Linked DNA regions of Homo sapiens: region 2 is linked to region 1. Evidence: chromatin loops called from intact Hi-C (ENCODE). Cell type or tissue: endothelial cell of umbilical vein. All regions are shown on one strand. Links, peaks and the distances in the headings refer to the core of each region. The heading gives the core; the rest is flanking DNA.

Region 1 (2,911 bases), core at 214-2,713:
GGAGAGCTGTGAGTTCATGGCAAAGGGGGAGATGGGGTGGAGCTACCAGGGTGAAAGTGGCAACGGGCCACAAAGCCCTTTGCTGGGATTTTTGGCTCAGACAAACTCAGGGAAGGCTACTCTGTGGGGCCTGCCAGTCCTGGGACCCCCCACTGTACCTCAAGCCCACCTGGGTCACAGCACTGATGGCTGACCAGTGTTCCTTGGTCCCATGTATCCTGCCCTGTGACCCCGAGCTCATTTGCCTAAGATGCATTGAGGATTACCAATCCCAGTGCCCTCCAATTCTCCCTCTCCACTCATCCCAGGCGCCAGGCTCTGTGCCAAGCCCAGGTCATGTTCCCAGTTTTGAACACAACTCTGTGGCCCTGACTTGAATTTCTACCTCTGTATCCTCCCATCAAGTCTGTGGCCCACTCCTCTCCCTTACAGCTCCCACAGCTCAGAAGTCAGCGGAGCAGAGTCCCCAGGAAACCAGGGTCAGGGATGGAGGCTGCTGAGGAGCGGGTCTGGGTGAGGACCAGCTTGTGACCTGTAGCTCCGGGGACCAGAGTGTGAACGATTTTGGCATAGATGCTGCTCTGAGCTTCCTAAGAGCAAAAACGGGCTGTTGCTGTTTGCGGTTCTTGTTCTGTTTGGGGGATGCCATCAGGTGCTGGGGGCGTATCAGGAGGGCACAGCCCCAGAGCCAGCAGTGTGTGGGGGGCTGGACCATCAGGCCAGGTCCCCGGGCCAGGGTGAGGTCTGGGCTGCAGGTGCACAGCGACCTCAGGATTGGTGGGGGTCCTCCCCAACCATGGATCACTGAGGGGGAGCCCCAGTTTAACGTGAACCTAACAGGCATTTAACTCTCATCCTGCCTAGGAGGTGGAGGCCAGATACAAGAAAACCACAGTACCAGTAAATGACAAAGGCTGGATCTTAACCCAAGTCCTCCGACTCTGAAGGCCATACCCAACAGGTCCCATTTTATTTGTTTTACTTTTTTTTAATTGAAGAAAAAAAAACTAGCATTCCCCTACAGTGCCCCCCACCTGGTGGGGACATCTTGGGTTGGCAAGGCCACCACTTTCAAGAGTAGAAGTGTTTTTCAGCAGGAGGAGTTGGCTGCACCAAAGGAGCTCAGGAGAAGCTGGAGTCTCAGGCCCAGCAGGAACAGCCAGAGGTTTTGCAGCTTTGCCCAGCGGCTGGGTTCGCCGAAGGGTCTCCCTGGGGGTTCCCAGCATGAGCCGAAGCCACCCTCCCCTGTGGGATCTGTGAGGCCAGGCATTGGGCCTCTTTAGGCCTCAGTTTCCTCCCCTGTCATAGGCAACTGACAGTCCCTCTGGAGCGCCACTGGGGCTGCAGAGGGAGGCCGGAGAGATGGTGCCCCCCCTCCTCCCCGCCACCCCCACACACAGCCCTCAGCAGGATGGTGGCTGCCTGGCCGATTGCTTTTGCATTTGCAGCAGAGCGGGGGAGTGAGGCCAAGCTGAGTGCCCCCTCCCCCTGCCCAGCCAGCTCAGACCCAGGCGGTGGAGCAGGAAGGCTCTGGGGAAAACAGTGTGAGTCACCGGGCGGCCAGAGTGTGTCCTTCCCTGCTAGCGCACTACACGGCAGGTTTCATAGGTAATGATGTCATTTATGAGGCTCCCGCTTGGGGCTGTGTCTGAGTCAGCCTGGCTGTGTCGTGACCAAGCGGAGGCTGGCAGCAGCGAGGCGTGGGCACGGGCTCTGCCGCCGGGCTCTGGCCTCTGCCCCCTCGTGGGGCCCAGGCTGCCAGCCCCAGGCCTGGAACGGGCAGGCAGTGGGGCTGGGGGAGCCGTTTGAGACCTCGGATTGATGAAGAAGCATGCATTTTCGTGACCCTGGCTCCTGCCTTGGAACGGGGGGCTCGCATGCAGTGGAGGGGGACCCAGGAGTGAGCCCCGACTTCAGGAGGTTGCTCCCTGCAAAGTGCTTGTTGGGCGAAGGCCAGTGACATTCTGTGCGAATCCCTGCTGAAGGCAGATGGCCTCCGTTGTTAAACCTCCCGCTTAACAAACATCATCTCCGAACATACAGACACACAAACATATTTACATTTTTATAATGTGTATTTATTATTCAAATAGCTTGACAGCAAAGTGTTTGAAAACGAAGAGCAGGAATTCCGCGGTTCCTGCCCGGCCTCGCCATCCAGCTGGGAGAAGAGCATGGTCATTTCCTTCACTTAGTCCACGGCCACTCGGCGCTCATCCCCAGCACAGCCCTCCCCAGGCTGCGGCAAAGACTGTTGCTGTCCTGCTGAGGGATGTGCCCCCGGGGATTCAATCGAGATTCTGTAAGATGTGGGGGATGTGGCGGGGTGGGGGGTGGCTTCTCCACATCCCCAGGGCTCTCCTTCTTCCCCAGTGAGGTGGGAGAAGCCGCAGATTGGGGTCTGCTGAGGAGCGGGCCTACATGAGGCCCAGGTCGTGACCCATGGCTCCGGGGACCAGAAGGTAAACAGTTTCGGCACAGGGTGCTCCCACTAGGTCATAGGTGGATTCAGCCTTCTCTGAGAACCGAGAAGATTCTGGAGTCTTTTGAAGCAGGAAAGGAGATCAGAGGAGGAGATGGTGGCAAAGCGGGGACTGAGACTCTTGAAATGTGTTTATCCCAGGCAGAGCAGCCGCTGAAAGGGGAGATGGAGAGAGAATGTCAAAAGCAGCACTGGGTGTTTTCCTGGGGTCTCTCCACAGTGCCCCATCATTTCCGAATCACCAGGCCCGCTGGCACAGGGGTCTGCAGCCCAACCTCGCAGAATGACCCCCTCTCTGCAGGCGGGCATCACCCTGACAGCCCCCTCCCAGGACAGAAAACCTATAGACACCTGGCTGCTGGGTGTCAGGCCACCCGCCCGTTTCTCTTCCTTTCCTTCCAGCCTTTCCTCTCCCAACCAGCCCCCTCC
Region 2 (2,911 bases), core at 133-2,632, 66 kb before region 1:
ACTTGAACAACACCACGAGCCAACTAAACCTAACAGAAATGTATAGAACATTTCACTCAACAACAGCAGAATATGTATTCTTCTCAAGAGCACACTGGACATTCCTCCAGGATAGACCACGTTAGGCCATAAAATCAGTCTCAATAAATTTAAAAGGACTGAGATCAGCAAAGTATGTTCTCTGACCACATGGGATGAAATTAGAAGTCAAAGACAGAAGGAAATTTGGGAAATTTACAGATATGTGGAATTAAACAACACACTCCTACATAACAATGGATCAAAGGGTAAATTGCAAGGGAAATTAGAAGGTATGTTGATAGGAATGAAAACAGAAACGCAAGATACCAAAACTGTGGTATGTAGGGAAGTCATGCTCAAAGGAAAATTTATGCCTACATTAAAAAAAGAAGAAAAATTTCAAATCCACAGCCTAAACCTCCACACTAAAAAACTAGAAAAAACAATGCAAACCAAACCCAAACCAGTATAAGGAGAGAAAGTGGAAAGTGGAAATTAACAAAAAATAATAGAAAAACAATAGAAAAGATTAAAAAACAAAAGCTGGTTCTTTGAAAAGATTGACAAACTTATTGTAGACTGACTAAGAGCAAAAGAGAAAATACAAATTACTAAAATCAGGAGAAAGGGGACATTACTACCAGTCTTATAGAAATAAAATGTATTATAAGAGACTCTTGTGGCCAAGAAATTAGATAATCTAAATTAAATTATTTTCTGTAAATCACAAATGACCAAAACTGAAGGAATAGAAAATCTGAATTATATTAATACCTATAACAAGTGAAGAGATTTCGTTAGTAATCTGGAAAATTCCCACAAAGAAAAGTCAACGTCCAGCTGGTCTCATTGGTGAACTCTAACAAATGTTTGGAGAAGAGTTAACACTAGTCCAAAGCAAACCAAAAAAGTGAAGATGTGAGAACACTTTCCAACTCATTCTATGCAGTCAGTATTGTCCTGATACCAAATCACACAAAGACATCACAAGAAAAGGAAATCAATATTCCTTGTAAATATAGATGCAAAACTCCTCAACAAAATACTAGCAAACTGAATCCAGTAGCATATAAATAAAAATAACTGTACACCATGACCAAGTGGGATTTCTTCCAGGAAAGGCTGGTTAACCAAAAATAAATTAATAAAATATATATCAATAGAAGAAAGGATAAAAATTATACAGTCATCTCAATAGATGCTGAAAAAGCATATAAAAAAATCCAATACTTATTCATGATTAAAAAGAAAAAACTGCCAGTAAAATTGGAATAGAAAGGAACTTTCCCAAGTTAATGAAGAGTATCTAGGAAAAATCTATAGCAAAGATGAAACTTAGTGGTGAAAAACTGTATGCTTTCCTCCTAAGAACAAGTAACGGACAAGAATGTCTGCTTTCATCACTTCTACCCAATATTTTCTTGGAGGTTCTAGCCAGAAAAATGTAGTAAGAAAAGAAATAAAAGATGTCCAAATTGCAAAGGAAGAGGTAAAATTATCTCTGTTTGCAGATAACATGGTCTTTTGCATCTACAAAGAATCCTATTAGAACCAATAGGAACTAAAAGAACTAAAAGAATCCACAAAAATATCCTATTAGAACTAATAAACAAATTCAGCAAAGTTACAGAGTTAACATACAAAAGTCAGTTTTATTTCTATACACTAGCAATAAGTAATCTGAAATAAAAATAAAAATCTGATGATAACTTTCACGTTATCATCAAAAACATAAAATACTTCAGAGTAAATTTAACAAAGAGGTACTAGGCTCATAGACTGAAAATGACAAAACAGTGCTTATGGAAATTAAAGAACTATTTAAATGGAGATATGTTCCATGTTCATGAATTGGAGGACTCAACATTGTTAAGATGACAATTCTCCCCAAATTGATCTACAGTTTTAACGGAATCCTTATCACAATTCCAGAAATTTTTTTTTCTCCAGAAACTGAGAAGCCGATCTTAAAAATTATATGGAAATTCAAAAGACTCAGAATGACCACAGCAATCTTTGTTTGCTTTTTTTGGTTGTTGTTGTTTTTGTTTTTGTTTTGAGATGGAGTTTCTCTCTTTTGCCCAGGCTGGAATACAATGGTGTGATCATGGCTCACTACAACCTCTGCCTCCCGGGTTCGAGTAATTCTCCTGCCTTGGCCTCCCAAGTAGCTGGGATTACAGGCATATGCCACCATGCCCAGCTAATTTTTGTATTTTTAGTAGAGATGGAGTTTTGCCATGTTGGCCAGGCTGGTTTTGAACTCCTGACCTCAAGTGATCCACCCACCTCGGCCTCCCAAAGTGCTGGGATTACAGGCATGAGCCACTGTGCCTGGCGGCCCACAGCAATCTTAAGTAAGAACAGAGTTAGAGGATACTGTATTAGTCAGCTAGGGCTGCCCAAACAAAATATCACTGACTAGGTCACTTAAAACAACAGAACTCTGTTCTCCCACAGTTTTGGAGACCAGAAGTCTGGAATTAGGTGTCAGCAGGGCTGCACTCCTATGAGGAGTTCAGTTGAGATTTTGTCTCTGTTCCATTCCAGCTTCTGGGCTTCTGGTGGCTCTTGGCATTCCTTGGCTGTGGCCACATCGCCCTACTCTCTGCCTGCAGCCTGGCGTGCTCTTCTCCTCTATTCTCTCCTCTGTACATCTCTCATAGGAACATTTGTTATTCGATTTAGAGCCCACTCTGACAATCCAGCACCATCTCATCTTAAAATACTTCACTTAATTGCATCTGCAAAGACCCTTTCTCCAAATAAGATTGAATTCACAGTTTCCAGGGATTAGGATGTAGACATATCTTCTTGGAGGCCACCATTCTATTATAGAGGGTGTTCACATCCCAACTTCACAACTTACTATTAAGCTGCACTTATCAAG

Evidence for each region. A loop is a pair of places that touch in the nucleus more often than their neighbours do. Peaks named below come from ENCODE experiments on the same cell type or tissue, not always from the same donor. Only the 100,000 strongest peaks of a DNase experiment are listed, where the experiment ranks them.
Region 2: it touches region 1 in a loop (2.5-fold over the local background); 1 of 110 quality-filtered maps calls a loop at or near these places.

The regions. Positions count from the first base shown.
Region 1 is chr14:101,072,083-101,074,993 of GRCh38, reverse strand. It overlaps MEG9 (maternally expressed 9), which reads right to left. Exons shown (of 2, transcript NR_047664.1): 2 at 2,057-2,911. LOC105370670 (a long non-coding RNA gene) reads left to right here. Exons shown (of 5, transcript NR_188195.1): 3 at 433-513; 4 at 865-1,608; 5 at 2,094-2,911. Among named protein-coding and RNA genes, the nearest start is that of MEG9, 3.6 kb to the right of the region's middle. In endothelial cell of umbilical vein, for the core only: no CTCF peak of the experiment used is centred there; a DNase peak (open chromatin) is centred at 1,563; H3K27ac peaks cover 2,322 bases.
Region 2 is chr14:101,137,730-101,140,640 of GRCh38, reverse strand. No RefSeq gene overlaps it. Among named protein-coding and RNA genes, the nearest start is that of LINC02285, 18 kb to the right of the region's middle. In endothelial cell of umbilical vein, for the core only: no CTCF peak of the experiment used is centred there; no DNase peak of the experiment used is centred there.